Regions from separate parts of the Homo sapiens genome. Here region 2 is linked to region 1. The links are chromatin loops, found by intact Hi-C in ENCODE. Cell type or tissue: psoas muscle. All regions are shown on one strand. Links, peaks and the distances in the headings refer to the core of each region. The heading gives the core; the rest is flanking DNA.

Evidence for each region. Hi-C counts contacts between places; a loop is a spot of excess contacts. Peaks named below come from ENCODE experiments on the same cell type or tissue, not always from the same donor. Only the 100,000 strongest peaks of a DNase experiment are listed, where the experiment ranks them.
Region 2: it touches region 1 in a loop (2.0-fold over the local background); 4 of 110 quality-filtered maps call a loop at or near these places.

What each region holds. Positions count from the first base shown.
Region 1 is chr5:103,472,477-103,477,864 of GRCh38, forward strand. It overlaps the pseudogene PDZPH1P. Among named protein-coding and RNA genes, the nearest start is that of LINC02115, 67 kb to the right of the region's middle. In psoas muscle, for the core only: a CTCF peak has its summit at 3,349 (motif pointing left); no DNase peak of the experiment used is centred there; H3K27ac peaks cover 1,228 bases.
Region 2 is chr5:103,390,617-103,396,004 of GRCh38, forward strand. No RefSeq gene overlaps it. Among named protein-coding and RNA genes, the nearest start is that of MACIR, 130 kb to the left of the region's middle. In psoas muscle, for the core only: a CTCF peak has its summit at 2,681; no DNase peak of the experiment used is centred there; H3K27ac peaks cover 1,235 bases.

The DNA of each region.
Region 1 (5,388 bases), core at 252-5,251:
TGATGATATCAGATCTGATGAATTCTCTGTTCTCTATAAATTATTCAAAGCAATTTCAGCTTACCAGAAATGAATTTCCCTTTCTATGCAAAAGGCAAGTTTTGGTCATTTTCACCTTAAAATAACCTAATGATACTCAAGAGTAAATAGATGGATACAGAATATTTCTCAAGAAATTTGTCCTGTGAAGGCTAAACTGACCTATATACATATCTCTTTGCCAGATTCAAATGCAACTTGATATCTGTTAGATTAAAGAACTGGGGAGAATTAATATTAAGTTGACCTTGAGCTCTCTCAATTTCTGATGAAAAGTTTCAAGTTGCAAATGTTCCTTCTGTGCTTTCAGAACACATTTTTTCGTAGCTAGATAAGGCATTCCATTTGCAAGCTTTTTAAGATTTCTTGGATAGAATTTTATGCAACTTATTCAGTATTATAATTCCCATGATATAACAAATGCATCTGACCACCACACAAAATGGCAGTGATTACAAAGAGATTCAATGACCACAGCCTAGCTTGCCTTGTCATTGTGTTTGGCCCAAGGAAACAGGAGATAGCAGTCTGTGCCATTATGCAATATTTAGGACAAGGATGACTCAGTTTAAATGGAAACATTATCTTAGTTCTGAGGTAAAAGGGCAGCTCTGCAAGGAAATACCTTTTATGTAAACAAAGATGACAACCTTATCCCAAAGGGAAAAATGCAAATGACATATGTACTTCATGAATAATTTGTCTTAATTGTCCATTCTTGGAATCATACTCCAAGAATTCCTTGTGAAGAACAAAGAGACAAATTTTCATTGATTGATTCTCCCATTGCTGCTTTAGCAGATAATTGACTCAAATAAGGTAATTCCAAGAAAAAAATTTATGTACTAGGGAACCATAAAATAGTTTCCACCCTAATGAAGCCTCTGACATTTTGGTTAAAACACTTAAAGAAGTGTGAATAGTGGTTTAACAGTCTTTGTGCAAACGTTGTCAGGTTTCTGGAACACCTTTTCCAAAGGCTCTGCTGCTATAACTGCTGCTGCTGTTGCTAATGTTAGGCATTATAGCCTACTGGAAAAATCTGTGGAAGAAAGAGATCGTATGCTTTCTTTTCAAATTTTTGAGCATAAAATGTAAATAATCAAGCATTTATCTGACTATAATATATCAGGCAGCTAGATAATCCTGCTGTTCTGTTTGGTTATTGGAGTTGGGTTAGTGGAAGGATTATTTAAAAACCCAATACCTAATTAAGGATGGAAGGTAGGTAAGGAGTCCAGATTTACTCTTACTGTTCTGGGCACAGTTTTCTAAATTGAATACAAAGATACCAATGGATATGAAGAACATACAGATTTTCTCCATCACTCCAAATGCATTGGCCATGTCATTGTTTGCTGCAGAAGTTGAAATGGCATCCTCCCAACCCACAATTTCACCAACAGAACTGCTTCTGCATTGTGTCCCAACAACAGGATGAGGTGAGGGCTCAATGTTCTTGAGATTTAGAGAGAACAAATTACTGCCCACAAAATTACAACATCCATAGAAAAAACAATATTGTATTTTTGAAGGATGGCCAATGTCCTTTTTAAATTCAAATTTAGAAGGAAACATACTCCTTTATATTTATATATTACAGATTAAAAATAGCAAATTACCAAAGACCTATGTCTTTTTTTATAAAGAGCAATATTAAAGATCTCATTAAAAACTCTCTAGTATTTTGCAGGTTTTTTATGATACATTAATCTTTTCTTTTCTCTCAGAGGTGTTTTAGCCTCTTTCTACTTTGAACAATTGACCCTGTGCAAGGAGAAAGACGGCCATGTTGAAGAGCTGATGCACTGATACAAATATGAATTTACAGAGCATCAGTTCTCAACTTGAGTGTGCATGACATTCATGATCTGTGTGTTTATTAAGATCCATATTCCTGAGCCCCACTGCATAAATACCAATTTGGTAGACCCGATGTGATGCCTGGAGTATCTGACAACTGCCTCGGTGGTTCAATTTGAGAAACACTGAGATAGAGAGGTAGGAATAGGCTGGTTATTTTAAGTGCTCTTTCAAGAACTACTTTTATGTACCTACAGTTTGCATTTGGCATCCTCAGTTTGTCCTTAATGGGTCTGTCTGTGTCTTGTGATGTCCGCCTCCCCTTCCAGCACTCCCTGACCTACCAGTGCCACGCTGCTGCACTCAATTGCCCCTTCACCCTAGGGAAAGGGGATATATCTGATGTGGTGCAGAAAGACCCCTCTCCTCTTCCTCACTTGAGCTTTATTTCCTTTGGTATTTTTCTTTATACCAGGTAGCAGCACTTAAGAAGCAGCCTGATAAACTGTCTAATGCTTGGTAGGAATATAATGATTGAAAACAGTTTAATGCTCCCTCTTCAGGTCCTTTGTTTTAGCTGTTTCATTCTCCCAGATCTTTGTTTTACCTTACATCATATCTTCTGAGACAGACTTCCCTGACTATACCTTGAAAATAGCCTCCCAACCTCATCCCACCCTTTCAGCCACTCTCAAATCCAAATATTTACCGGTATCTAAAATTGTCTTCTTTCTTTTCTGTCTTTTCCCATAGTAAAGCATAACTTCATGAGAACTGTAGGCCTTGTCTACCATTTTTGCAGCTCTATTCCTGGCATATAATAAGTTCTCAATAAGCATTTAGTAAGTAAGTAAATGGATATGGATTTCTCCCAGGAATATATTTTAAAAGCAGACATGAAATGATGGCTTTGCTTTTATCCCTGGGAATTTCAGGTACTGGGCAGCCTGGAAAGGGAGCTATTTTTGGATACTAGCCTTCTAATTAACAACCTGAACATACCCTTGGCAAGTGGGATTTGGTTTTAGGGAGGAAAGCAGAAGGTGATGAGAGAAAGTCAGAGAAGCAAAGGGGTGGATTTCTTCCCATTCTAAAATGCGCTTTTTTGAGGGGTGGTGGGGGACTTCTTAATACTTGGAAGATTGCTCCAACAAAGTATTATCCTAAGAAATGTGGTCATCCTATAACAGACAACATTCCCCCCACATACCCTAACACCCTAACACCCTCCTAACCTAGAACTAGCTGCTTAGTGCCATTCCTTTCTTAGGGGAATTTGTCCAAAGTCAGAAGCTGGTGACCAGTATCAACAGGAGGATTTCAGATGAACATCAGCTACCTGGCTTAAGGGCTGTAAATCTATTGTAAATTGCATAATTTTTAGTCCTTGTTTTTCTATTTCGGAAGAGAGGGTCTAAATTATTTTTTATGTCTCTTCCAGCATTAACAGGAATTTTATGATTCAAACGATCCATGGTCTCTGAAAATAATCATGCATGAGTAAGCTGCTCCATCTACTGGGCATCTCTTAAATTACAAATAAGATTCCAATGAGGTATGGGAACTTGGAGATGACCTTAAGATCTCAATTATATTAACCACATGCATATATTGACTTGTTCTCTTCTTTCTAAATGCTGCAAGCATTCTTCTATTAATTGGGCATTTCTCTGCTTTACTCTTGTGATCTCCGCAAATGATGCTCACAAATCCTACTTAATAGTTCACGTATTTGCCTCTCTGTAGTCTTACACCTTTCTCTAGGGTCTGACACAGTTAGGATGTGGGAACAGGTGAGATCTAGAGTAGAATCAGATTGTCAGGGAGAGGTCAAGACCCAAGATGTAAACCTAGGAGCTGAACCTGGGGTGTGGTCTCCAGGAGCAGGTGGTTTGCAGTCAGGCACAAAACTAGGGACACAAGCATTAGGAAGGAAACTCAATGTAGTGGAAAGAAAGAACATCATCTTTTTAGGCAAGCAAACCTGAGTTTGAATCTGTACTACTTGGCTACACAACCACGGGCAGTTTACTGAGAATGGGGTAAAAACGTGTCAAGGGGATGGAATATAGTATCTGAAACTATGTCCCAGGCCCTGTAATCACTGGTTTACATACATTACCTAATTTAATCCTCATAAAAGCCTTATCAGGTATTATATAAACACAATTTTCTATTAAATGTTGGTGGCTCATTGCTTTTTTTATCCCACACATTCTTCCTGGATAATCTGGCCATGCTTGTGATTTCAACAACAACCTATACAACTCCAGCAGACACTTGATTGTTGCAGGTTAGAAAAGATAGTGGAGAATGATAGCATTCGATGGCTTTTTCAAAGATTTTGCATTAGAAAGGGAGGAGAAATATGGAAAGTTACGAGAAACGTGCATTCAAGGTAGCTCCCCCCACCACCCCCTTCCCCAGGATGGCAGAGACAAACATGTTTTTAGGTTGAGAAAAAGTGAGATCAAAGATATAGATAAGTCAAGTCCAGACAAGGTGAGCCCACATCAAGACAGGTCCACTCTCCCACTAAGATGCTTTTGTCTAGCAGACAAGTACTTCAAAGCAGCATTTGACTCTACTGACCACTTCCATCTTCTTGAAACACATTCCTCTTTGGGCTCTGGGAACAAAAGACTCCCTTTCTTTTCCTCTTGCCCAGTTCCTGCTCAGGCTTTATTGCGAGATCATCCTCCCGCGCCAGACTTCTGACAGGCTCTGTCCTCCACCCAAGGGCTTTGTCTTCAGCTCTCTTCTCTTGTAACCGACATTCTTCCTAGGTAACCTCATGGCATATAATACCATCTCTAAATGCAAATGATTAACATAGCTGAATCTCTTTCCAGGTTTCTCCCCGGAGCTCCAACATTCTGTCTCTACCATATAGTCACCTGAATATTTAACAGGCATGGGGCCATTTGGGTTACAATGGGACCATAAGGTGCCATCAGAAATAAACAATATTGTTTCCTTTCACCATCCATTCAAAGTTATTCTTTGGGCCTGTTTCTCTTCTGCCTCTTGGTTTAATTCCAGGGTAAGTCCCAAGAGTTACCCATTTTTCTGGTAATTTTTAGTTAACCAAAAGTTGTAGCATAAAATGATTATTCTAAGGTTTTGGGCTGCAGAGCCAAACTGACCTTCAAAGCTCACACTCTATTCCACTTCTCCACCCTATCTCCATTTACTTTTAGAGCTTTACAGCTTTTAAAAGTGAATTGTTAGCCTCTTGGCAATTTTGGAAGGGAATATCGCTCATTTTTCTTTGATAAAAGGAAATAAAGATTAACAGGCCTTAGCTACAAAAGACATTCAGGATACATGCATAAAATATTTAATCTTATTTCATGCTCCAAATTTTATTCTTTGTTCAAAATGAAGTCTCCTGTCACTATTGTGTGCCATGCCATCCCCTGGACTCCTCACCCAGCATAGCAGAGTAAATATGCTGCGATGATCAGAATTCCTGAAATAGAGACAAGTATTTCAAACATAACACTGTGTTTTTCTTTGAGCATGTGTAAAGCCCAGTGTGTGAAG
Region 2 (5,388 bases), core at 218-5,217, 82 kb before region 1:
ACAGTAAACTCTTGATTATCCATGCTAATGGAAGGAATAGTAATTCAGACCAGACACATTGTTTCTATCTGACTTTGAAATGTGTTGAGTGATTTTTTTTTGAAAGCAGTAGCAGGTGGTTTACTTAGACTGTATTAATAGTGAAATTTCTTTTGTGATGCCACTGTTTTGGTAGACAAAATTGTGAGAGACACCACTCTCCTCCTTCCTCTTTCTACTCCACAATCTTACCTGGCACAGACTCCCAGTGCCTTCACCTTACATATTCCTTTTTATGTCCCCCTTCTCTTATCAAAATGAACTCTTAGGAAACTGGTAAATTGGTAAGGCCAAGTAATTAATTAAAGGAGCGTAGTGTCATTTAAATAGGAGTGAAATCCCAAAACTAAGAAAACAAAAATGACTAATATTTGTATCATATTCAATATTTGCATTAAAAGGGTATCCAGTTTCATGATGGTAAGGTATTTGCTGTTTTGATGTTACATATTTTTATTTGTTTTGCTTATTGCTGCATCCCCAGTGCCTAGAATAGTGCCAGGCATGTAATATGCACATAATAATTTTTTGTGGTATAAATGAATGAAAAATAATTTTCTTATTTATTGAGACAGGGTCTCCCTGTGTCACCCAAGGTGGAGTGCAGTGTGTGATCATGGCTTACTGCATCTTTAACCTCCTGGGCTGAAGCAATCCTCCCATTTAGGCCTCCTGAGTAGCTGGGACCACAGGCATACCCGATGGCACCTGGCTAATTTTTAAAAAATTTCTGTAGAGATGGGGGTCTCTGTATGTTGCCTAGGCTGGTCTTGAACTCAAATAATCTGCCTTCCCTGGCCTCTCAAAGTTCTGGGATTACAGGCATGAGCCACCGTACCCAGCCATAATTCTCAAAATGCTTCTTCATGTACTTATTTTTTTTTCCTATTCCTGCAACTCTCCTAGAATATAGACGTCACAGCTATTATTAAAATAATTATTGATTTATCTTCCCTTTTGTTTATCGGTAACTAATTTACATGTAAACATATGTAATGTTCCTTATAAATTCTAATTCCCTATAAATAGAATATATAATAATGGAAGTTTTTTTTAATGGACAGTCTTTTTGAGCTTATGCTATTTTGCATTTTGCATTTTGCACTTTGCTGATTTGTCAGACAAAGTACATCATCACTTTGGAGACATCATCTTTGTGGAGACAGCTTTTCTTTGGCGATAAGTGACAAAGTGGTATGCTGCTCGCGGGCCATTTCTATCACCGGAACTAATCTGTCACGGTGTGGTTGTGTGTGATAAACCACTTACTGCACAGAGTAATAGGAATCCCACCCAAGCTATGCTCACTCCAGTCTATTTTTTCTTAATAAATAGAGTTAAGCAAAAGATCTTCCAGATTGTGCCATTTTAGTTGAGAGAAAATAAAACAGAAAAGTCAAAATGGAATGGCACTCCTTTTCCTTTGTGATCCTCTGTAAGGAATGTAAGATGGCAATGGAATATTAAGGTACATGGCTTCTGATTTATCCTGAGGTGGTGGGAATTGGCTTGGATTCAGGAACTCCCCGCATACGCATGTTGTGCTAGTGGAGTGAGTTAATTGCTTGGCTTTGGAGCCAGATTTGGGTTGAGTACCAACTCTTTTACCAACTTTACCAATGGAGCAATTTACTTAGGGCCTCTCAGCTTCTGTTTCTTCATCTTTAAGATGGTGATAACAATAGCATCTATTTCATTGGGAGAGTTAAATTTTAGTTAAATTTTTAGAAGTCTGCAAATAATTTCATACCTGGTGCACACACACAGTTGTTATGGCTTTGATGAACACTCCTTGAGTATCTACTGTGAGCCCAGAATCATGCCAGGTAATTTTCATATGCTCTGCAACTTCATACCTACATCAACCTACTTTTTCCCAGTGAGAAAACTGAGGCTTATAGAAGTTAAATAATACACTCAACGTGACACAGCCATTGGGGTGCTGGGAATTTGGATCTCTCTCTCTTTGCATTATACCATGTGGCCTTTCCGGGGTTTTGGTGCCCAAACAAGTTGAATCCATTCCACAGCTGTGTCCTCAATCATAAATACCTCACCTTAAGATATTGGGGAGATAAGACACAAGAGCATTTATCAAAGCACAGGTTTATCGAACTCTCTGGACATTTCTCCTCTTTCATGTTCTTTGGGGAGTATTTTTGGTGCCGAGGCTTGGCAGGGCTCAGCTGAAGTGACACTTCCTCAGAGAAGCTTTCCCCGACCACCTCTCTGGGGTTGTTATTAAACCATGCCACAGCTGCTATCGTGACATTTGTCATGGCCTGAAACTATATGTGTATTTGCTTGGGTCCTCGCCTGTTTAACCCCAATGCACTGTAAGGTCTCTGAGAAAAGGAGCTTTGCTTTGTTTACTGCTATATTTTCAGTGCATGGCACAGTGCTCAGACACTGGGAGGGACTCAATAAATATGCGATCAACTTACAAATGAAGAAGTGCAACTGCTGTGAAAAGGCTGCAGTCCTGGGAGGCAAGCTTTGTGTTGGAGCAATCACACTGCCAGGCTTTCAGTAATAGATAAAAAGGTGGGGGTGGGGTGAGTAAGAGTTGCCTGAATTCTCTGCCTGTAGGTCTGCTTCATGCCCTTTTGATGGCAGGAGGGAGCTGTCCTGATTTTTTTTTTTTTTTTTTTTTTTTTTTGGCCAGGGAATGAGGCCTTGAGGTGCAGCCTGTGGCTAAATATGTCACAGCTCAGCCTCTGCTTCATCCTCATTAACTCCACTTCATAGCTGGCCAGAGGCAAAGATTAATTTAGTGACCAAGCTTAATAAATAGTTGCTTCTGGTCTTACATTTCAGGCATTGCTTTCAGAGGCTGAGAGCTCATTGAAGTGCCAGTTTCAAGATGTCAAGGGCAAGCAGCTGGGCTTGAGGGAAGTGCAGAGATATTTCTGCTGAGCCTTTGTTCCCCAGCCCATCTTGAAATCATCAAAACTGCAGCGACGACAGGAAAAGCCTTCAACATCCATTTCCTGTGTAGCCTAAAAACCATGTTTCTCAAACCGATTGCCTTTGTAAGACATTGCTACATACATGATTCTCCACGCATGTCAAGCAACTCTTGCCTACAATGTAGTGTGGGAAAATTTTAATATTTGTCACCACATATACATTTTTATTTTATCACCACATGGCATCTGACACAGAAATCTCTAACCTCTTCCCTCTGGAAGGCCTTGGTGGAGTTTCTACTTTGAAGGGAGCTTGGCTCTGGGCAGCCATCTCTAGTGTAAATCAAGTCTGAGGTACTAGACAGTAAACAATATTGTACCCCACAGGGTCTGAGGTGACCTGAATAAGTTCCGCGGTGCGTCCACCATAGCGATGACATCATTACAGCATATGTGTATGCCCATATCTATGTGTAATTGTAATGTATAATTAATACGGAGCTAAAATTAAACTCCTGGGTGAAAAGAGATGGGCAGGCTGAAGAGGCTGAGGAATATTAACCTCTAAGATGCCGCTTGGTTGCAGCAGCTGTAGGATGGCAGTGCTCTTAGCATCAATGTGCGTGTGTGTGTGTGTGTGTGTGTGTGTGTGTGTGTGTATGTGTCTGTGTTCCTTTTTGTTGTTAATGTTTCAGCCTTGAGGAATGAGAATTTTGCAGTTTATCCACACTTCATCCCCTCCAAGCTCCCTAAGAAGCCTTTGTTTCATTTAATCTTGTCCTCGGGCCTCTCACTTACGTACTTTCATTTTTCTAGATAGTGTAATTAATTTCTCTCAAGTGGGGAGACTGACAAAGCAGGCAGAAATAGGACATAAGCATCGCTTTCCTGTGGCGGCAGTTCCTTCACTCTCTTTTGGCATTGACTTTGGACAAGAAAGTATGTGACCTGGAAAAAGTTCCTGACTCTTGTTTACAAATAGTGCTCACAGCACCCTTCACATTCTTTGACCTTGAAAAGAGGCGACCACGGAGCACAGTTGTTACCCTTGATTATGAATGAAGTTTGACTCTTGGAGAAGGTATTCTTTGAAACAGTTATCTAGGTAACGAAGTTTATTTTTGTTTATCAAACCCATACATCACTTCAGCCTCTGTATTATGAGTTGTGCTAAATGTACATTACTAAGAATATAGAGAAAGGTTATTTTCACTTCTTTTCTTCCCTAATGACTATGTTAAACTCGTGGGCAGGCATGGACTAAACAACCATCTGGCAAGACATGGCTCCTTAACTCCCACTTCCTGTTGTCTAAACATTGACTTCTATTTAGCCAAAGGCACTACCACGTTCTACCAGAAGTTATAGTTGTTTAAGTTCTGCATCTCTTGTCTACTCCTTGATCCTGCTTCTCTCCACTTGGACAATGATCTTATTTCTTATTAGTTTTAATAACCTCTGGTTTCAAAGGAAGTTTTCTAGTCCACTACTAGAGCACTTTCTAACAAGGCATACTACCTGCTTATCACAACATCTTACGATTCACCAATTCCAATGAGGGGTGTGTGTGAGAGAGAGAGATTTAACAAAATCATTCATTGACACTTGCTTGTCTGCAGCAGCAACTGTTACATGATTTTCAAGTTTCTCTGTGTTCTGCCTTTGTCACTTCGATCTCAAACAAGCTATTGAACAACTTTGAACCTTGGCCTCCTTATTAGTAAATGGGAATAGAGAAGCAAAGTTTAATTCTCACTGGGTGTTGGGGATTGGCAAAGCATCCAACATAGATGAAAATCTTCAGTATATTTTTTGTCTTTGCTGAAGTAGAAAAACCAATGCTGAAGTTGCAAAAATATGCATCTTGGAATAGATCAGAATGTATATTTAACTGACTGGAAAGTCCACTTGACAAAATTGGTTTGAATCCTACATCAAATCTGTTGCTATTAAATTGTTATTTTGACAATATAATTTTTGAACTATTTTAATTGCCTGTAATCCCAGTACTTTGGGAGGCTGAGGCAGGTGGATCACTTAAATAAGCCCAGGAGTTCAAGACTAACCTGGGCAACAGGGCAGAAATCCCATCTCTACTAAATATACAAAAATTAGCTGGGTGTGGTGGCACACACCCGTAGTCCCAGCTACTCAGGAGGCTGAGGTGGGAGAATCATCTGAGTCCTGGAAGTCAAAGCTGCAGTGAGCCGTGATCATGCATGGCACTGTACTCCAGCCTGGGCGATGGAGTGAGACCCTGTCTCACATACAAAAAAAAATTTAAATTAAAGTGACTCTTCTGAAAGATTCAAATAGAAAATAAAGCACTAAAAATAATACCACAAAATATATCACTGGCCAAGTATGGTTATTTTTATGATTCTTATATTATTGTTACATTATGATTATGGTGACAAAACTTATTTATATTTACTTATAT